Regions from separate parts of the Homo sapiens genome. Here region 2 is linked to region 1. Evidence: chromatin contacts called from ENCODE Hi-C or POLR2A ChIA-PET data. All regions are on one chromosome and are shown on one strand. The core of a region is the stretch at or near the end of the contact, and the rest is flanking DNA. Distances in the headings are between cores, read along the strand shown. Region 1 has its middle 26 kb from the start of LNCARGI. Region 2 has its middle 14 kb from the start of LINC01232.

Region 1 (4,152 bases), core at 29-2,528:
GTTCCAAGTTCTTTGAGACTTTGAGCCTCTCTGCCTCCAAGCTGGAAGCAGACATGGAGAAGAAGTGTGCCCAGGACCTCAACATGAGCTCCTGAGGGTTTTTCGTAGGATTTGACAAATCAGACTTCATAAGAGAAATGATCCTCATCCATTCAAACTAGTGGGGGCATCTGGAGCGCTAGCTCCCTGCCTGGGGTAGTGCCAGCTGTCCGGGGCATCAAGCAAGGGTGCCAGAGCAGACATTTCCTTCAGGACCTTGCAGTCCAGTTGCCAGGATGTAAGTGGAAAAAAAGTGCTTTTTTATACACCAACAACCAGTTCTCTGTGGACACCAACTGGATGTCCCACAATTTAATTCGATCCTGACACTAGCTACTCAGAGTTAGTGCAGGCCCCCCCAGGGTTAGGGCCCCATCCCACAAGACTGCCCCCCACTTCAGATGCCAGTCTCAAGTAGTGGGCCCTCAGGTTACCACGCTTCTGTCCAAGTTGGCTACAAATCGAGGGTTCCCCTCCTCAGGTTGGATAATTTGCTATGACAGCTCACAGCACTCAAGGGACACTTTACTTACTATTAATTACCAGCTTATTCGAAAGGATATAATACATAAAGGATATAGACAAGCATCCCGATGAAGAGGTGCCTAGGTTGGGAAAGGGCCTGATTTCAGGGGCTTCTGTTCCCACGGAGTTTGACATGTACCATCCTCCAGGCATGTGGAGTTCACCACCAGAAGCTTCTAGAACTGCATCACTTCGGGGTTTTATGGAGGGTCCATTACAGAGATGTGATTGATTAAATCATTGGTGATTGGACTCAATCTTTGGCCTGTCTCCTTTCCCCAGGAGCTAGGGGATGGGGCTGAAAGTTCCAACCCTCTAACCATATGGTGGTTCCTCCAGCAACCAACCTTATCTTCTGGGTCCAGGCAAGAGTTGCCTCATTGGCATAAACTCAAGTGTGATGGAAAAGGGCTCATGATGAAGAACGAAAGATGCCCTCTCACCCCTGTCTCTTGGAAAATTCCAAGGTTTTAGGAGCTCTATGCCAGGAACTAGGGGAAAGACCAAATACGTATTTCTTATTTTATCACAACGTCACAGGATGAGACATTCCCCACTCAAGAAAGTGTATGTGAAGTTCTGCCTTGAAGAGAGTCAAATGTCCAAAACGTAGCCGGAAATTGGAAGATGCAAGAAGCATCAGGAGAGAAGAGGGTCTCTGGGGGACAGCGACTGGGGAGGGCTTGAGGCAGGACTCCACGCTTATTCCTGTCTGAACCGCCGGAGTGTGGGGGGACGGTGGGGGCAGAGGGAAAGGCCAGGGACTGTCGTCAGGAACATGCGCTTGGCAGGAAAGCACACATTCTATTAGGTTGGTGCACAAGTCACGGCAGAACAGCAGTTTTGCACCAACCTAATGCTTTACGAAACACAAAATCACCCACGTCAAAATGCTCCATAAATGGCATCAGACTTGGCCGGGCGCAGTGGCTCACGCCTGTAATCCCAGCACTTTGGGAGGCTGAGGCGGGTATATCAGGAGGTCAGGAGTTCGAGACAAGGTTGGCCAACAAGGTGAAACCACATCTCTACTAAAAATAGAAAAAATTAGCTGGGCATGGTGGCATGTGCCTATAATCCCAGCTACTCTGGAGGCTGAGGCAGGAGAATCGCTTGAACCGGGGAGGTGGAGGTTGCAGTGAGGCGAGATTGTGCCATTGCACTCCAGCCTGGGTGACAGGGCGAGACTGTCTAAAAAAAAAAAAAAGAAAAAAAAGAAAAAAAATTGCCTCAGTAAGTCTGAAGAAGTTGCAATGAAACTTCTTTCAAAGTTCGGTCTTGCAAAGGTTTGTTTCGATCTAATGTAAGCAGCATTTAAATGGATACAGCCTTTCTGACACTAAACAAATGAAAAAAAAAGGGCCTGCTTTTCTGACTGTTTCCTTTCCCCCTGTTCTTCCCAATGACACGTGCATCCGTGAATGCTTTCACATTGCACAAGATCCAAACCACCACACAAAAGCACACGAAGTCCCTTCCCCACTTGGCACAGTCCCTCCCGACCCTCTGCAGAGGCATCAGCTCAGCGCCTGGCTGTGCATCCTCCCTGTGTTTTCCAAGTTTTTCAGAAAAACCTTGACATTTTAGTAAATGTTAAGGCTAAGAATTGGGAAGTTTCTCTGTAAGAGAAGGGGAAGTGTTCTTGCTCTTTACAGCATTTCACCCCCCAAACGGGAAGCATCCTCTAAATTGCTGATCTAGTGCTCAGCCACTTCTTTCAGGCTCTTCTGCATTTACCATGAAAATAGACTTTTCCTGGAAAAAAACACCCCACACCCCTTTAGGGGCGAAGGAACTCCACTACCATTTACTAAGAGATATTAGAGCTGTGTTTGTCAGGATACTGAAGTCCAAACTTCAGGGCTCCATCCTTACACTGTCCCTTCAAAGACCCTGTCTCTAATTTTGTATTTCTTTCTTTCTTTCTTTCGTTTTGAGACGGAGTCTTGCTCTTGTCGCCCAGGCTGGAGTGCAGTGGTGCGATCTCGGCTTACTGCATCCTCTGCCTCCCGAGTTCAAGTGATTCTGCTGCCTCAGCCTCCTGAGTAGCTGGGATTACAGGTGCCCACCATCACACCTGGCTAATTTTTGTACTTCAGTAGAGATGGGGTTTCACCATGTTGGCCAGGCTGCTCTCGAACTCCTGACCTCAGGTGATCCGCCCACCTTGGCCTCCCAAAGTGCGGGGATTACAGGCGTGAGCCACCGCGCCCGGCCTAATTTTGTATTTCTTATTCTGTATTCTTTTCCTTAAAAAACCTTTTGCCCAAATTGTATCAACTTCAATACCCCAACGCTGGACCCCTCCCTAGATACAGTCATAAAGCAAATGACACGTTAGACCACGTGCTCCGCTAAGAACATAGAACCTCTGGCCTGGGTGATACTTGGTGTTTCTGAAGAAGCTTTTCCTGGGGTGGAGGAGGAGGAGGAGGAGGAGGAGGAAGACCCTTTGAGCTTTAAAATGCCCAGGAGCCATTTCCTGTAATGGGTGGATGCAAAGAAGTAAATGATGGGGTAATGCCACAGTTCATGTTCATGAGGGCCACGGTGGCCTGAAGGGACAGTAAGAAAGCCCTCCGCTCGGCACAGGATGGCAGGTGGAGCATCCCTCTCGCCATGAACTGCTTGATGTTGAGGTGGTAGGGGCTGAAGCAGACCACCACGGCCACCAGCATCAGCAGCGTAAGCAGGCAGCCTCGCCAGTGGCGTCCTTTCCTGCTGGTCACTGGGTCCTCCCGGGCTGTCCCGCCGGTGGCGTCCTTTCCCGCTGGTCACTGGGTCCTCTCGGGCTGTCCTGCCGGTGGTGTCCTTTCCCGCTGGTCACTGGGTCCTCCTGGGCTGCCCCGCCGGTGGCGTCCTTTCCTGTTGGTCACTGGGTCCTCCTGGGCTGCCCCGCCGGTGGTGTCCTTTCCCGCTGGTCACTGGGTTCTCCCAGCTGTGCTGCACAGCTTCCAGGTGATCTTCATATAGCAGGACAGGATGATCCCCACTGGCCCACAGAAGCCAATGGCAAAGGCCACCAGGACCATGAGGGGCAGCCCGAGGACTGACTCCATGCTGCTGTACTCCATGCAGGCCAGCTTGCCCACCAGCGGCTTGGTCATGGGCATCAAGAGCAAGGGCATCGTCTGCAGCAGCACCAAGGTCCAGATGGCCACGCAGACCAGCCTGGCGCGGCCAGCCGTGCGGAGGCGCGGGCCCCAGTGGGCACAGACCACAGCTGGGTAATGGTCCACGCTCACACAGGCCATGAGGTAGACCCCCCGTAGGTGTCGGTGTAGAGCACAAACGCCGTCAGCCTGCAGAGCCCCTTGCCGAAAGGCCAGCTGGAGCCCAGCACATAACACACCACCCTTCCCGGTAAGGCCACGGTGAACAGCAGGTCAGACACAGCCAGGTGCACCAGGTAGATGCCTGTGCAGTTGATCTTCCTGCTCTTTTGACAGGTAAGGCAAAGGGCAAGGATGTTTCCCAGGGCACTGAAGACCAGGAGGGCTGTGTAGAACAGAGAGCGTCATGCGGGCCACTGGGGCCAGGAGGTGAGGACGGCAAGAGCTGGCATTGCCAGGAAGACTACTCACGCCA
Region 2 (3,712 bases), core at 356-2,855, 78 kb after region 1:
GAGGGAATGGTAAAATCAACTTCCATGTACCCAATACTCAATTTCAGTGATTATCAACTTTTTCACAATAATTATATCTATTTTAGTAAATTCTTTTGCAGTGTAACATACATACAGAAGAATATACAGATCATAAGTGTATAGTTTGATGAATTATCACAAAGTGACCACATCCAGATAACCACTACCCAGATGAAGGTAGTGGTTTAGGTAAAGGTAAAGGTAAACTTTACCAGCACTGCAGAAGCCCCAGGCTCTCCTACTCACTACATCCTTGTAATTCGCACAAGGAAACCACCTTCTTGACTTCTAACATTCCAGATTTGTTTTGCCTGTTTTTGAATTTTATATAAATGGAATCATGCAAGTGTTTAACTTCTTTTGCTTAACATCATATTTGTGAGATGGATATATGCTGTTGTGCTTAATAGTAATTTTACGAAACTACGCTACAAATTCTTTATCCTTTCTACTATAGATGGACATTTCAGTTCTGTTTTGGTGAACATATATTTTAGTGAATATATGTAGGCATTTAGAGCTAGGAGTGGAATTTCTGGGTTACAGAATAGGTGTGCCAAACAATTTTCCACAAATTTACACTCTCATCAGCCGTGTGTAAGCATTCTAGTTGTTCTACATCCTTATCAACACTTGGAATTGTCAGTCTTTCAAATTTTAGCTATTTTAATGCTTGTGTTGCTGCATCTCATTGAGGCTTCAATTCGTAGTTTCTTGATGAGTAATAAGATTGAACATGTTTTCATTTTTGTTGACCATTGGCTATCTGTAGAAGAAGAATATTTGCTGGCTGGATTCAAGTAGCTGTTCTCCTCTGGATTATCATTGTTGTTTTAATAACTTCATTGGGCTATAATTTACATACCATGCAATTCATTCATTTTAAGTGTTCAATGATTTTTAGTAAATTTACCAAGCTGTGTGGTCATCACAATAATAGTTTTTAGAACATTTCTATCACCCCAATAAGACCACTCATGCCCTTTAACATTTAATTCCCCTTTCCACACCCACCTTCAGGAAACCATTCATCTACTTTCTCACTCTATACATTTGTCTTTTCTGACTCTTCCAGGGCTTTATTTCATTTTTATTAATTAACAAATTAGTAATGTTACTTATCCATCAGTTTCTGTGTCTGTGGCTAATACAAATTCACCCTTGAGAGATAGGTCTATTTTTAGTGTCCTGACAAGTAAGCTGTCTCCAGCTCTTGAATTGTCCTGGATTCTCCTGGATTCTGCAGTGTCAATGCTCTTCAGCTAAAGACCACCAGGAACACAACTATAGTTGGGTTTATTTCCTTGTTGCAGCAAGGGAGAACGCACACTATGAGGAACGATGGGACATCTCAGTAAGAGGGGATTGGAAAGAAATTTATAAGAATTGAGCTTGTGTTTTGTGGTTTGGGGAGCGTTTTAAAGAGGTGGAGCTTTGCTCTGGATCAAATGCTGTCAGGAAGCAGGGGGTAATTCTTAAAATTAGATATCTAATAACTCTTATCTAGAAGGAGGGCAGACTAGTCTGAGGCTTAAGTTGTGATTGCTAAAGAGGCAGCAGTCACTACTCTTAGGCAAGACAGAGGATGTTTGGTTATTTTGTGGTTTGGACCACATTCGGGTTGTAGTGGATTGTTGAGACATGATTACAGAGGGTTACAGTGTTTTCGTCTTGCTACATCAACATCACAACACGGCGTTGTCTAATGTTCATGTTCTGTGAAATTGCTTATATTTGACAGGAGAATGCCAAGTCCTATCTGTAAGAACCAGGCCAACTCCTCATGTCAGTGACTGCTTTTCTCTTTCTCTTTTTCACCAAGATAATGGCATCCAGTGGGTACCTTGTCTAGACAACCTCCAGCCACTCACTCCTCTGTACTATATAATTTTGCCCTTTTTTTTGACATTTCTAGAGAAATACTAGATTACCGGGTAAACTCTAACATTCAACCTCAAATTGAGACATTGTTTATAGATTGATAAATGGTATGCATTTTATCTTATAAGTGAAGCAATGAACCACAATATTAGCACTTTGTTTGCTTTCTTTCATGACTCTAGGAATCTTTTGATAAAGCAATATTTGCAATTCATATAGCTAACAAAGTGTTTCTATGCAGAATATAAAAACTCTTATAAAAGTGTTTAAAGATTATTAAGTTAAAAAATGCATACGAGACAAGAAAAAAGCAGAAAGTTGGTTTGTGGGCATAAATTTGGAAGAAGTAAAATTAGTTTTATGATTAGAATATATCCATCTATGTCACAGAGCTACACTCTTGTCTTTCCTGAGTGATACTTTAGTATTTGCCTCTGTGGCTTTCATTTTTCCAGGTTCTGCTGGCCAAAAGAATCCCCCTTCTGGTTGCAACTTCTATGTTAGCTTATAAATAGCTTGTATGTTAGCTAAGTTATGTCCTGAGAACCATTATTTATCCTAAAGCTTAACGTTTTTCATACCTCGGCTCCAATCTACCATGAGTTGCATTTATTTAATTATTTTATTTTATTTATTTTTGAGTTGGAGTCTTGCTCTGATGCCCGGGCTGAAGTGCAGTGGAGTGATCTTGGCTTACTGCAACCTCTGCCTCCTGGGTTCAAGCAATTCTCCAGTCTCAGCCTCCTGAGTAGCTGGGATTACACATGTGTGCCACCATGCCCAGCTAATTTTTGTATTTTTAGTAGAGACAGGGTTTCTCCATGTTGGCCAGGCTGGTCTTGAACTCCTGACCTCAGGTGATCCACCCGCCTCGGCCTCCCAAAGTGCTAGGATTACAGGTGTGAGCCACTGTATCCGGCCGCTAGTTGCATTTATAAGCCTACTGTTCAGGATAAGTTTTATGTCCAAGCTATAGTATTTAGACTAACAGGGAAGGAGGTGTAGGAGAGGAAAAACTTTTACTCTCTCTCTCTCTTTTTTTTTTTTTTTTTTGAGATGGAGCCTTGCTCTGTTGCCCAGGCTGGAGTGCAGTGGCAAGATCTCCGCTCACTGCAAGCTCTGCCTCCCGAGTTCACGCCATTCTCCTGCCTCAGCCTCCCGAGTAGCTGAGACTACCGGCGCCCGCCACCACGCCTGGCTAAATTTTTTTTTATTTTTTAGTAGAGACGGGGTTTCACCATGTTAGCCAGGATGGTCTCGATCTCCTGACCTTGTGATCTGCCTGCCTTGGCCTCCCAAAGTGCTGGGACTACAGGCATCAGCCACCGTGCCCAGCCTTTTACTCTCTTAATTATGTACTTGGGGCCTGTAATTTAAGTTGATAAAAGACATACAATTAACAGGAGAAAAAGCACACAAATTTTATTAATATTTTTACATGCATCGTAGCATCAAAGATAAGAAGTGAAAACCCAAAGATGTAGTTAAATGAAGGAGCTTATATATCATTTTAACAAAGGGCAATAAATTGTGGAGAGGTGATAGTCAAAGGAAAGGGACTTGGGCTCCTAAGGGCAGTAAATTATGGGAAGGTGACTATGAAATGTATGGTAGCTAAGAATTGTGCAGTAAGGTTTGTTAGGCAGATTCATTTTGGTGCCATCTCAGATCTTCCTGGTAGAGGAGAAGGGAACACCTTTATAAAGGAAAATGTATGTCATCTTTCCAAAAGGAAATTTATTCTCTGCTTTTAGGTAAAAAGGGGAAAAGCAGAGAGCTCTTCCTGTGTCTACTGTTTCTCAATTGCCTT

What was found. Hi-C counts contacts between places; a loop is a spot of excess contacts on that map. ChIA-PET counts read pairs that join two places held with the same protein, here RNA polymerase II (POLR2A). Pooled maps may share reads with other maps.
Region 2: a loop to region 1 is called in a map of endothelial cell of hepatic sinusoid, with 4 times the contacts of the local background. The contact joins two enhancer-like sites. A Hi-C loop is called at or near these places in 1 of 168 maps with a recorded cell type or tissue (endothelial cell of hepatic sinusoid) and 1 of 50 pooled maps. POLR2A ChIA-PET finds 5 or more read pairs at or near these places in 2 of 52 experiments (HEK293 and activated CD4-positive, alpha-beta T cell).

What each region holds. Positions count from the first base shown.
Region 1 is chr13:99,404,878-99,409,029 of GRCh38, forward strand. It overlaps the pseudogene CCR12P. Among named protein-coding and RNA genes, the nearest start is that of LNCARGI, 26 kb to the right of the region's middle. Within about 2 kb of position 1,279, at least 6 of the 41 ENCODE cell types and tissues checked have a DNase peak (open chromatin) inside an H3K27ac peak, as active enhancers do.
Region 2 is chr13:99,482,971-99,486,682 of GRCh38, forward strand. No RefSeq gene overlaps it. Among named protein-coding and RNA genes, the nearest start is that of LINC01232, 14 kb to the right of the region's middle. RefSeq lists a silencer at 1,521-1,721. Within about 2 kb of position 1,606, at least 2 of the 41 ENCODE cell types and tissues checked have a DNase peak (open chromatin) inside an H3K27ac peak, as active enhancers do.